Regions from separate parts of the Homo sapiens genome. Here region 1 is linked to region 2. Evidence: read pairs that join two places in POLR2A ChIA-PET (ENCODE). Cell type or tissue: Panc1. All regions are shown on one strand. Links, peaks and the distances in the headings refer to the core of each region. The heading gives the core; the rest is flanking DNA. Region 1 overlaps LOC100131626 (a long non-coding RNA gene). Region 2 has its middle 25 kb from the start of IL10RA.

Region 1 (5,380 bases), core at 192-5,191, 450 kb after region 2:
TGTTTTTAACGCCACGGTCACACCAGAAGGTCCTCAAAATAAACATTTACTACTCACTTCACTGCAACTTCCTCCTGCTTTGCCATACACAACACCTCTGGTCTCCCCTGTGGCTAATAGTGCATGTACGGAATTTTCTTAGGTTAAAATAGCAGTGAGCTCCTTGAAGTGGCCACTTGACTTCACCAGGCTTGTTTCTCTTTTTTTTTTTTTTTTTTTTTGTCCTCATCAACCCCAAATATCTTCTAACAGAACTGTTGAGGCTTTCAATGAATGTGTGCTGCCAAGTGTTTGGCATTGGCAAACTCGGTGTTTATTGTGCACCTCCTAAGTTCTAGGCACAATTAAAATGGCAGAAACATTCATGAACAAGACTGTTACCTGTTTCACAGAGTTTGATCTGGTAAGACAGGTAATTAGGCATGCAATTACTGTAATAAGATGTGAGAAGTACTATAATGAGGGAAGGGGAAGGTATACTTGAAAGGCTAACCCAGGGCAGGGTGCAGTGGCTCACACCTGTAATCCCAGCACTTTGGGAGGCCAAGGCGGGCAGATCATGAGGTCAGGAGTTTGAGACCAGCCTGGCCAATATAGTGAAACCCTGTCTCTACTAAAAACACAAAAATTAGCCAGGCGTGGTGGCACACACCTGTAGTCCCAGCTACTCGGGAGGCTGAGGCAGTAGAATCACTTGAACCTGGGAGGTGGAGGTTGCAGTGAGCCGAGATCACACCACTGCACTCCAGCCTGGGCGACAGAGGGAGACTCTGTCTCAAAAAAAAAAAAAAGAAAAAAGAAAAGCTAACCCAGACGAGAAGGACGTTCAAGGGAGGTTGTCAGAGAAAATAGTAGCTATATAAACAAGGAAAGTACATTAGCCAAGAAGAATGGAGCAAGGTATGCTGGCCAAGTGAAACAACCTGTGCAAAAGCTACTGTCAGAAAAAGTGTAGTACATTGAGGGTCTGAGAGTGTAAGTGTGGCCAAATTGCCAGGCAGAGGAGAGCACTGAGAGGTAAAGCCAGAGATGGTGGGGACCAGATTGTATTTTATGCCTGTTAAGGCTTGGACTTCTTTAAGGACATTGAATAGAAAGCCATTGAAAGATTTTGACAAGGCACAGTCCTGCCCTGAAGTAACTTGGGTAGTCTAACATCAGCAGGTAATTTCAATTCCATGTAACAAAAGCCAGAATAGAAACCTGCAAACTTGCATAGGGTTCATATAACAGTGCATGTGGTCCTACAATTTTCTCAGTATGTAAAAGTAGAAGTACTCATTTAGTAGTAGGCATCACGAGGAGAGAGAACATAATGGTTAAGTCAAAGCCAGTTATGCAAATATTTGTCACTGTGGTCCAAAGGTTTATTCCTAAGGAAACTGCTATCTATATATAAGTAAATGAGGCTTTTTGTTGAGGCTTTCATCATTTCAAAACTAATGTGGCCAAGTGCGGTGGCTCACGCCTATAATCCCAGCACTTTGGGAGGCCGAGGTGGGCGGATCACGAGGTCAAGAGATCAAGACCATCCTGGCCAACATGGTGAAACCCCATCTCTAATAAGAATACAAAAATTAGCTGGGCGTGGTGGCACATGCCTGTAGTCCCAGCTACTTGGGAGGCTGAGGCAGGAGAATCGCTTGAATCCAGGAGGCAGAGGTTGCAGTGAGCCGAGATGGCACCACTGCACTCCAGCCTGGCACAGAGCGAGACTCCGTCTCAAAAAAAAAAAAAAGCTAATGTGAGGCCGGGTGCGGTGGCTCACACCTGTAATCCCAGCACTTTGAGAGGCCAAGGCTGGCGGATCACCTGAGGTCAGGAGTTGGAGACCAGCCTGACCAACATAGTGAAACCCCATCTCTTCTAAAAATACAAAATTAGTCGGGCGTCGTGGCACATGCCTGTAATCCCAGCTACTTGGGAAGCTGAGGCAGGAGAATCTCTTGAACCTGGGAGGCGGAGGTTGCAGTGAGCCAAGATCATGCCATTGCACTCCAGCCTGGGCAACAAGAGCGAAACTTGGTCTCAAAAAAAAAAAAAAAAAAAAAAACTAATGTGAAACTGTCCACATTGCATATTCCATCCTTTTTTTTTTTTTTTTTTGAGACGGAGTCTCACTCTGTCGCCAGGCTGGAGTGCAGTGGTGCCATCTCGGCTCACTGTAACCTCTACCTCCTGGGTTCAAGAGATTCTCTTGCCTCAGCCTCCCAAGTAGCTGGGACTACAGGCGCGCACCAGCATGTCCAGCTCATTTTTTGTATTTTTAGTAGAGTCAGGGTTTCACCATGTTGGCCAGGATGGTCTCGATCTCTTGACCTCGTGATCTGCCCGCCTCAGCCTCCCGAAGTGCTGGAATTACAGGAGTGAGCCACCACGCCCGGCCTCATCCTTTGTTTTATACATCTCAGCATTGTTCTTAGATTAACAGTTTCTCCTCTTTTCCATTCATCTCTTACATACCTAAGTATTCTACCCTGATTTCTAAGGATAGCTCAATACTTTCTTTTTAAATATTTCATATTTGTATAACACTTTACCTTTTCAAAGCACTTGCACCAACTATCTCATTTAGCCCTCAACTTTCCTCTGAAGCACGTGCCATAAATGATATACCATTTAACAAGAGAGGAACTGAGCAGAAAACATAAAACAATTTGGCTAGGATCCCAAGAGCAATAAGTGGTGGCAGCATAAGCTGGGCCCAGGTCATGATCCTGTGTTGTAGTCTGTGCCCTGACTCTACCTGTGACCAGCTTGTGGATCCTGCTTTGTATTTCCACAGTTCCATTCTGTATTATATATTCTTGGTCCTGCTTTGCCCTACTATTAAGTTATTTAAGATTTCTTGTCTCATTAGATATCAACCTCCCTAATCTTATGTAAAGTGATAGGTAGTTTAGTAGGACTTACTATTTCCTAATTAGTGTGGTTTTTGTTTCTACTAGGACATAAGATTGTGATCACCCTTGTGATGAATTCAGTAACAGTTCCACCAGAGGTAATCCCTTAGCAGGGAACTTACACTAGACCTGTTTACCAAACAAAAGGCCCTGATATAATAAAATACTAACATGCAAAGCCCTTGGCAATCTCCCTTCTGCCTCATCTTAATCTCACTTAGCTGCCAACCATTGTTTCAGCCACCATTTCTAACCAATCCCCATAAAACCTAGCTTTAAATATCATGTTATTAGAGTGTGTATCCACTGTCCCTGATTGTTGCAATTTTCCACTAATCAGTTCATTCCCCTTTCTTTCTTTTTGTCTTTTGAGACAGGGTCTCGCTCTGTCGCCTGGGCTGGAGTATAGTGGCATGATCACAGCTTACTGCAGTCTCAACCTCCCAGGCTCAATCAAGATCCTCCCATCTCAGCTTCCCAAATAGCTGGAACTACAGGCGCATGCCACCACACACGGCTATTTTTTTGTAGAGACAGGGTAGCCACATTGCCCAAGCTGGTCTCAAACTCCTAGGCTGAAAGAATCCCCCACCTTGGCCTCCCAAAGTGCTGGGATTACAAGCGTGAGCCACCGCAGCTGGTCCCCTTTATTTCTTGCCAATTTTGTGTCCTGGCTCACTGTCACTTTATAACACTACTTCTATCTTAATTCTTGACAATTGCAATTTCAACATACACATGGGTCAGTAGTTTCCAAAGTACAGTCCCTGGACCACAGCAGCATCAGCATCACCAGGGAATTTAGAAATGAAAATTACCAGGCTCTACCCCAGAAACTAGGAGTGAGATCTTGCAATCTGTATTTTTTTTGTTGTGTTGTTTTGCATTTTTTTAGAGATGGTCTCACTGTGTTACCTGGACTGGTCTCAAACCCCTGAGCTCAAGCAATCTTCTTCCCTCAGCCTCCCAAGTAGCTAGGACTACAGGCATACGTCATTGCACCTAGCACAATCTGTGTTTTAATTATCTTTCCATATATAAGTCTAATGCATGCTAAAGTTTGAGAACTATTAACATAAATGATCCTTCAACCAACCTGGCCTTTTGATTCCCTAAAAACTTAACAGTTAATACCTTTCACCTTCCTTAAATACTGATTCCCATCTTTTTACCAAAAACATCAACCATCTTAGTTTCAATTTCATGCATCCCTCTCTCTGACCACCTATGACCTTCCTAGCCCATTCTGTCAAATAACTACACAAATTCAGAGTTTTCATGACCATCAATAAATTGATCCTACCATCTCCCTCACCCCCTTGATTTCAGCTTTTCTCTCCTGTTACAACTTAGGTTCCATGATCAATCATAAGCATTCTCTTGAATACACCTTCAACTTCCTTGCCTCTCACTCACTTCGTTGTACTCACTTACCAAAACCACCTCCTTGGCTTAATTCAGCTGTCTACCTGCTCTGCACCTATGCAGCCAAATGAAGTTGGAGAAAACAAAGTAACTAGTCTGGCCAGGTGCAGTGGCTCACGCCTGTAATCCCAACACTTTGGGTGGATCCCTTGAGGCCAGGAGTTTGAGACCAGCCTGGCCAACATGGTGAAACCCGCTCTCTACTAAAAATACAAAATTTAGCTGAGCATGGTGGCACGCACCTGTAGTCCCAGCTACTTGGGAGGCTGAGGCATAAGAATCGCTTGAACCTGGGAGGCAGAGGTTGCAATTAGCCGAGATTGCACCACTACACTCCTTCCTGTTTTGGCGACACAGCGAGACTCTGTCTCAAAAAAAAAAAAAAAAAAAGTAGTCTCACTTTATATTCATGATGGTCAGAACCTTAAGAGAGCACTTAATACTACCAGCCAATCATATTATGTTTCTTCAGACCGCAATTACATCCTTCAACAGACGACCTTACTTCCTACTTGACTGAGAAAATTTAAGCAATTGGAGAACTTCCAGTTACTCCCACAACATCATTATCTCATCTTACCATATCTCCACCTATATATATACACCACCTTGCCTGTACTATATGGTTCGTATCACATGCTGCAAGCACACAGAAGTCACTCAATGCAAATGTGATGAATAAAGTGAATGTATCCATTAATTAATCTATATAAATGTTTTCCCCTCTGCCTTCATTCCTGGCACTTTCTACCTAGCACATCCACTTTCAAAACCACTTCATCACCTTTTCAGAGAAGTTTTTTTCTGATTTTCCCGAATTGCTTCCCTTTACCCTCCTGTCGATGCTTCTTGTAGCACACATCATTGCACTCTAATGCTATATTTACATTTATTTCCTTACTAAACTGTAAGCTTCTTAAGGGAGATACTGTATCTAATACACTGTTGTAATACTATCCCATCATGTAATCTGGCTTCTGTGTTTTTGGGTTTGTTGAAAACAGTGAAACAGCAGACTCATCCTACTGTGTTTGGTACTGGGTTGATAAACA
Region 2 (5,380 bases), core at 165-5,164:
AATCCAATGTAACAACGGGCAAAAGTTCTGAATAGACATTTCTCAAAAGAAGACATACAAATGGAAAACAGGTATATGAGAAGGTGCTCAACATCATTGTTCATCAGAGAAATGCAAATCAGAACTACAGTGGGATATCATCTCACTCCAGTTAAAATGACTTTTATCCAAAAGACAGGCAACAACAAATGCTGGCAAGGGTGTGGAGAAAGGAAACCTTTGTGCACTGTTGATATTGGACAACACTGTTGGTGTTGGAAAACAGTTTAGAGGTGCCTCAAAAAACTAAAAATAGAGTTGCCATGCAATTCAGCAATCTCACTGCTGGGTACATACTCAACCGAAGGGAAATCAGTATTTTAAAGAGATATCTGCAGTCCCATGTTTACTGTAGCACTATTCACAATAGTCAAGATTTGGAGGCAACCTGAGTGTTCACCAGCAGATGAATGGGTAAAGAAAATATGGTGCATATACACAACGGGGTCCTATTCAGCCATAAAAAAGAATGTGATCCTATTATCTACAACAACATAGATAGGACTAGAGGTCATTAAGTGAAATAAGCCATGCACAAAAAAGACAAACTTTGCATGTTTTCACTTACTTGTGGGAGCCAAAAATTAAAACAATTGAACTCATGAAGATAAGAGTAGAAGGATGTTTACCAGAGGCTGGGAAAGATAGTAAGGGTGGAGTTGGGAAGGAGTGCAGATGGTTAATGGGTACAAAAAAATAGTTAGAGAGAATGAATAAGACCTAGTATTTGCTATCACAACAGGGTGACTATAGTCAATAATAATTTAATTGTACATTTTAAAATAACTAAAAGTGTATGATTGGATTTTTTGTAACACAAAGGATAATGCTCGAGGTGATGAATACACCATTTACCCCGATGTGATTATTACACATTGCATGCTATATCAAAATATCTCAGACCCCATAAATATATGCACCTATTATGTACCCATAAAAAATAAAAATAAAAATAAATAAAGTGCTAATGGAAAATAACTTCCAACCTAGAAGTCTATAATCAGCAAAAATATATTTCAAAAATGAAAGTAAGGACTTCCTCTTCTGGCCAAGATGAAGTTACAGGAACTGCATTTATCCTCCCACCAGAAACATGCCCTCCCCAAATGGACAAAATGTATGAAACAATAGTTTTTGAGACTTTGAACATCAGGCAAAAAAAAGTCAGGGACCCTTAGAGACAGAAAACAAATAAGTAGAGCCATATGATTGCCCCCAACGAATTGCCTTGAGAGAATTTCCAGGCCATAGCATGGGTGGGGGTGGAGGTCAGTGGGGGAACTCAACCCCTATGTGGGTGGGGTTAATAGGACAGAATACCAGAGGAGAGAGATGAACAGAAAGGGAACTTCAGATATCTAAAGAGGGTTTCCTTCAAGTGTTCAGCAGAATACTGATGATTGTACTCATAAGAAAAAACTATCTGAGGCCAGGCAAAGAAGCTTCTGAAAGAATGAGAGAGAACAGTACCTGGTATGCAAACAGAATTGAGAATAGTGCCTGTTCCCACTGTACAGACTAGAGAAACTTACAATTCACAGGGAATTAGGTGGAGGATTCAGGATGATCTTGCCTCAGTAGGGGGAAGTAACTAGCCCTAGGCTAAACAGTACTTTAAATTTACCTAACAAATCACAAAAGCAAGACATAAAGGATCAAACTGTTTCCAAGATACTTAGCTGCATCCCAAAACATAGTTCAAGAATAATTACAGGAATACCACAATATCAAGTACCCAACAAGGTAAAATTTACAATGTTTAACATATATCCACAGATTACCAGGCATACAAAGAAAGAGGAAAACAAGACCCATAATGACAAAATAATCAATCAATTGAAACCAACCCAGAACTGACACAGATATTAGAATTAGCAGAGAAGGATGTTAAAACAGCTATTATAACTGTATTTCATATGTTCAAAAAGCTAAGTACAGACATGGAAGAATATTTTTAAAGATGTAATTCTAATTTACAGATGAAAACTACAATGCCAGAAATGAAAAATATACCAGATTGGATTAAGAGCAGAGTAGACATTGCAGAAGTTAAGTGAGCTTGAAATCTTAGCAATAGAAACTGCTCAGCAGTTCAGAAAATGAAACACAGGGGAAAAAATCATCAAAAATGAAAAGGAAAAAGAAAATAGTGTCAGTGAGCTGTGAGTCAACTTCGAGTAGCCTAATATTGGATTCCCTAAAAGAGTCCCTAAAGCAAATGAGAGAGGAAACAGAAAAATATGAAAGGATAAGAGCCAAAAAGTTTTCAAACTTAATGAAAACTGTAAACCCACAGGTCCAAGAAACCAACCAAACAAACAAACAAATAAGCAAACAATAAAACAAACCCCAAAGCACAAAAATATGCAGAAAACTATAGTGAGGCAGATTATAATCAATTTACTAAAAACCAATGTTAAAGAGAAAATCTTAAAAGCAGCTAGAGAAAGACATGTTACATACAGAGGAAGAATTAAGATACGGATTTCTCATCAGAAACAATGGAAGCAAGAAGACTGGAACAACATCTTCAAAGCACTTGAAGGAGAAAACAGTCCATCTAGAATTCCATGCCCGTCAAAAACATCTCTCAAAAATAAAGACATCTTCAGACATAAAAAAGCTGAGAGAAGGCCGAGGCGGGCGGATCATGAGGTCAGGAGATCCAGACCATCCTGGCTAACACGGTGAAACCCCGTCTCTACTGAAAATACAAAAAATTAGCCGGGCGTGGTGGCGGGTGCCTGTAGTCCCAGCTACTCAGGAGGCTGAGGCAGGAGAATGGCGTGAACCCGGGAGGCGGAGCTTGCAGTGAGCCGAGATCGCACCACTGCACTCCAGCCTGGGTGGCAGAGCCAGACTCCGTCTCAAAAAAAAAAAAAAAAAAAAAAAAGGCTGAGAGAATTTCCACCAGCGGAACCACACCATAAAAAAAGTAAAAGGAAATTCTTCAGGCAGAAGGAAAAGAATACCAGATGGAAACCTGGGGTGACACAAATAAATAAAGAATACTGGAAATGGTAGTGACTACATAGGTAAATATATGAATTTTTAAAAATTATTTAAATCTCTTTCAAAGATAAGGGACTGTTAAACCAAAAACAGTTACAACGTATTGTGGGGTTTAGAATATTTGTAATAGCAAAATGCATGATAAAAACAGCACAAAGGCTAAAAAGGATAAAAATGAAAGTATGCTATTGTAGAATTCTTCTACTAGGCATAAAGGACTATAATATCAGTTGAAGTAGGCTGTGATAACTTAAAGATGTATGCCATAAACCCAAAAGCAACCATTAAAAAAGATCCCCAACAGCCAAGAGTTATAGCTAATAAGCCAACAAAAGAGATTTTAAAATACTCCAAAGAAGGCAGAAAAAATGGGAAAGGAAGACAGAACAGATGAGACAAAGAGAAAAGAAATAGCAAGACGATAGACCTAAACCCAACCCAAAAAGCAAGATGCAACTCTATGCTGCCAACAGGAAATTAGCAACAAGGACACCGTGGCTCATGCCTGTAATTCCAGCACTTTGGGGGGCCGAGGTGGGCGGGTCTTCTGAGGTCAGGAGTTTGAGAGCAGCCTGGCCAACATGGTGAAACCCTGTCTCTACTAAATACACAAAAATTAGCCAGGCTTGGTGGCCCTGGCCTGCGCCTATAGTACCAGCTTCTTGGGAGGTTGAGGCGGGAGAATCACTTGAATCCAGAAGGCGGAGGTTGTAGTGAGCCAAGATGGCGCCACTGTGCTCCAGCCTGGGCGACAGAGTGAGACTCCACCGAAAGAAAGAGAGAAAGAGAGAGAGAGAGAAAGGAAGGAAGGGTGGAAGGAAGGAAGGAAGGAAGGAAAGAAGGAAGGAAGGAAGGAAAATATTTATTTTAAATATAAAGGTACTACATGTTAAAAGTAAAAGGATAGGATAGTGTAAACCACACTAACACTAGTCAAGAGAAAACTGGAGTTACTGTGTTACTATCAGACAAGGTAGGTTTTAGAGCAAAGGATATTATCAGAGCTAGAGAAGGTCATTTTATAGTTATAAAGGGATCAATTAATCAAGAGGACACAATTCTAAAGTGTTTATGCACCTTTAAAATATAGACAGTAAAAGTTGCTAGAGTTGCAAGGACAAACAGACAAATTGACAATTACTGTCAGAGATTTCAATATACTTCTCTCAATAAGTGGTAGAATAAGTAGAAAATAAATGAGAACATAGTACATTTGAATAGTACTATCAATCAATTTGACTGGATTGACATTTATAGAACATTCCATCTAACAACGGCAGAATACACCATCTTTTCAAGTATACACAAAGCATTTACCAAGACTGACCATATTCTGGGTCATAAAATAAATCTAAATAAGTTCCGAAGGATTTAAGTCATACAAAATATGTTCTCTGACCACAGTGGAATTAAATTAGAAATTAATACCAGAAAGGTACCTGGAAAATCCCCAAAGTTCTGGTAACTGAGTCCCATACTTCTAAATGACCCATGATCATGACCCAATAAGAAATTGAAAGGGAAATTACAAAGTATTTTGAAATAAATTAAAACGAAAACACAACATAGAATTTGTGGGATGCTGTTAAGCAGTATTTATGAGGAAATTCATAGTGCTAAATGCCCATACTAGTAAAGAAGTATCAACTGGGCGTGGTGGCTCACACCTGTAATTCCAGCACTTTGGGAGGCCAAGACAGGCAGATCACCTGAGGTCAGGAGTTTGAGACCAGCCTGACCAACAAGGAGAAATCCCATCTCTACTAAAAATACAAAAATTAGCCAGGCGTGGTGGCGCATGCCTGTAATCCCAGCTACTCGGGAGGCTGAGGCAGCAGAAATCACTTGAACCTGGGAGGTGGAGATTGCGGTGAGCTGAGATTGCACCACTGCACTCCAGCCTGGGCAACAAGAGCAAAACTCCATCTCAAAAAAAAAAAAAAAAGAAGTATTAAGTAAATATGCTCATATTGCATCTAAAGAAACTAAGAAAATTAAGAGAAAATTAAACCCCAAAGAAGCAGAAAAAGAAAATAACAAAGATCAATGGGGAAATTAATATTAATAAAACAGAAAACAAAATAAAACAAATACAGAAAGCCAATCAAGAGCTGGTTCTGTGTGATTAATAAAATGGATAAACCTGTAGCTATAAGGATTAGGGTAAAAAGAGAGATACCACAAATTTCCAGTATTGGAAATGAGTGAGGTGACCTCGTTCAACAGATTTTACAGATATTGAAAGGATAATAAAGCAATATTATGAGCAACTTTATGTCAAAAAAAATTGAAAACTTGCATGAAATAGATTAATTCTCCTGAAAAACAC

The links. Peaks named below come from ENCODE experiments on the same cell type or tissue, not always from the same donor. Only the 100,000 strongest peaks of a DNase experiment are listed, where the experiment ranks them.
Region 1: POLR2A ChIA-PET joins it to region 2 with 5 read pairs; 2 of 35 experiments call an interaction of 5 or more read pairs at or near these places.

The regions. Positions count from the first base shown.
Region 1 is chr11:118,410,434-118,415,813 of GRCh38, forward strand. All of the region lies in intron 3 of LOC100131626 (a long non-coding RNA gene), which reads right to left. Among named protein-coding and RNA genes, the nearest start is that of ATP5MG, 12 kb to the left of the region's middle. In Panc1, for the core only: no CTCF peak of the experiment used is centred there; no DNase peak of the experiment used is centred there; H3K27ac peaks cover 3,888 bases.
Region 2 is chr11:117,958,457-117,963,836 of GRCh38, forward strand. No RefSeq gene overlaps it. Among named protein-coding and RNA genes, the nearest start is that of IL10RA, 25 kb to the right of the region's middle. In Panc1, for the core only: no CTCF peak of the experiment used is centred there; no DNase peak of the experiment used is centred there.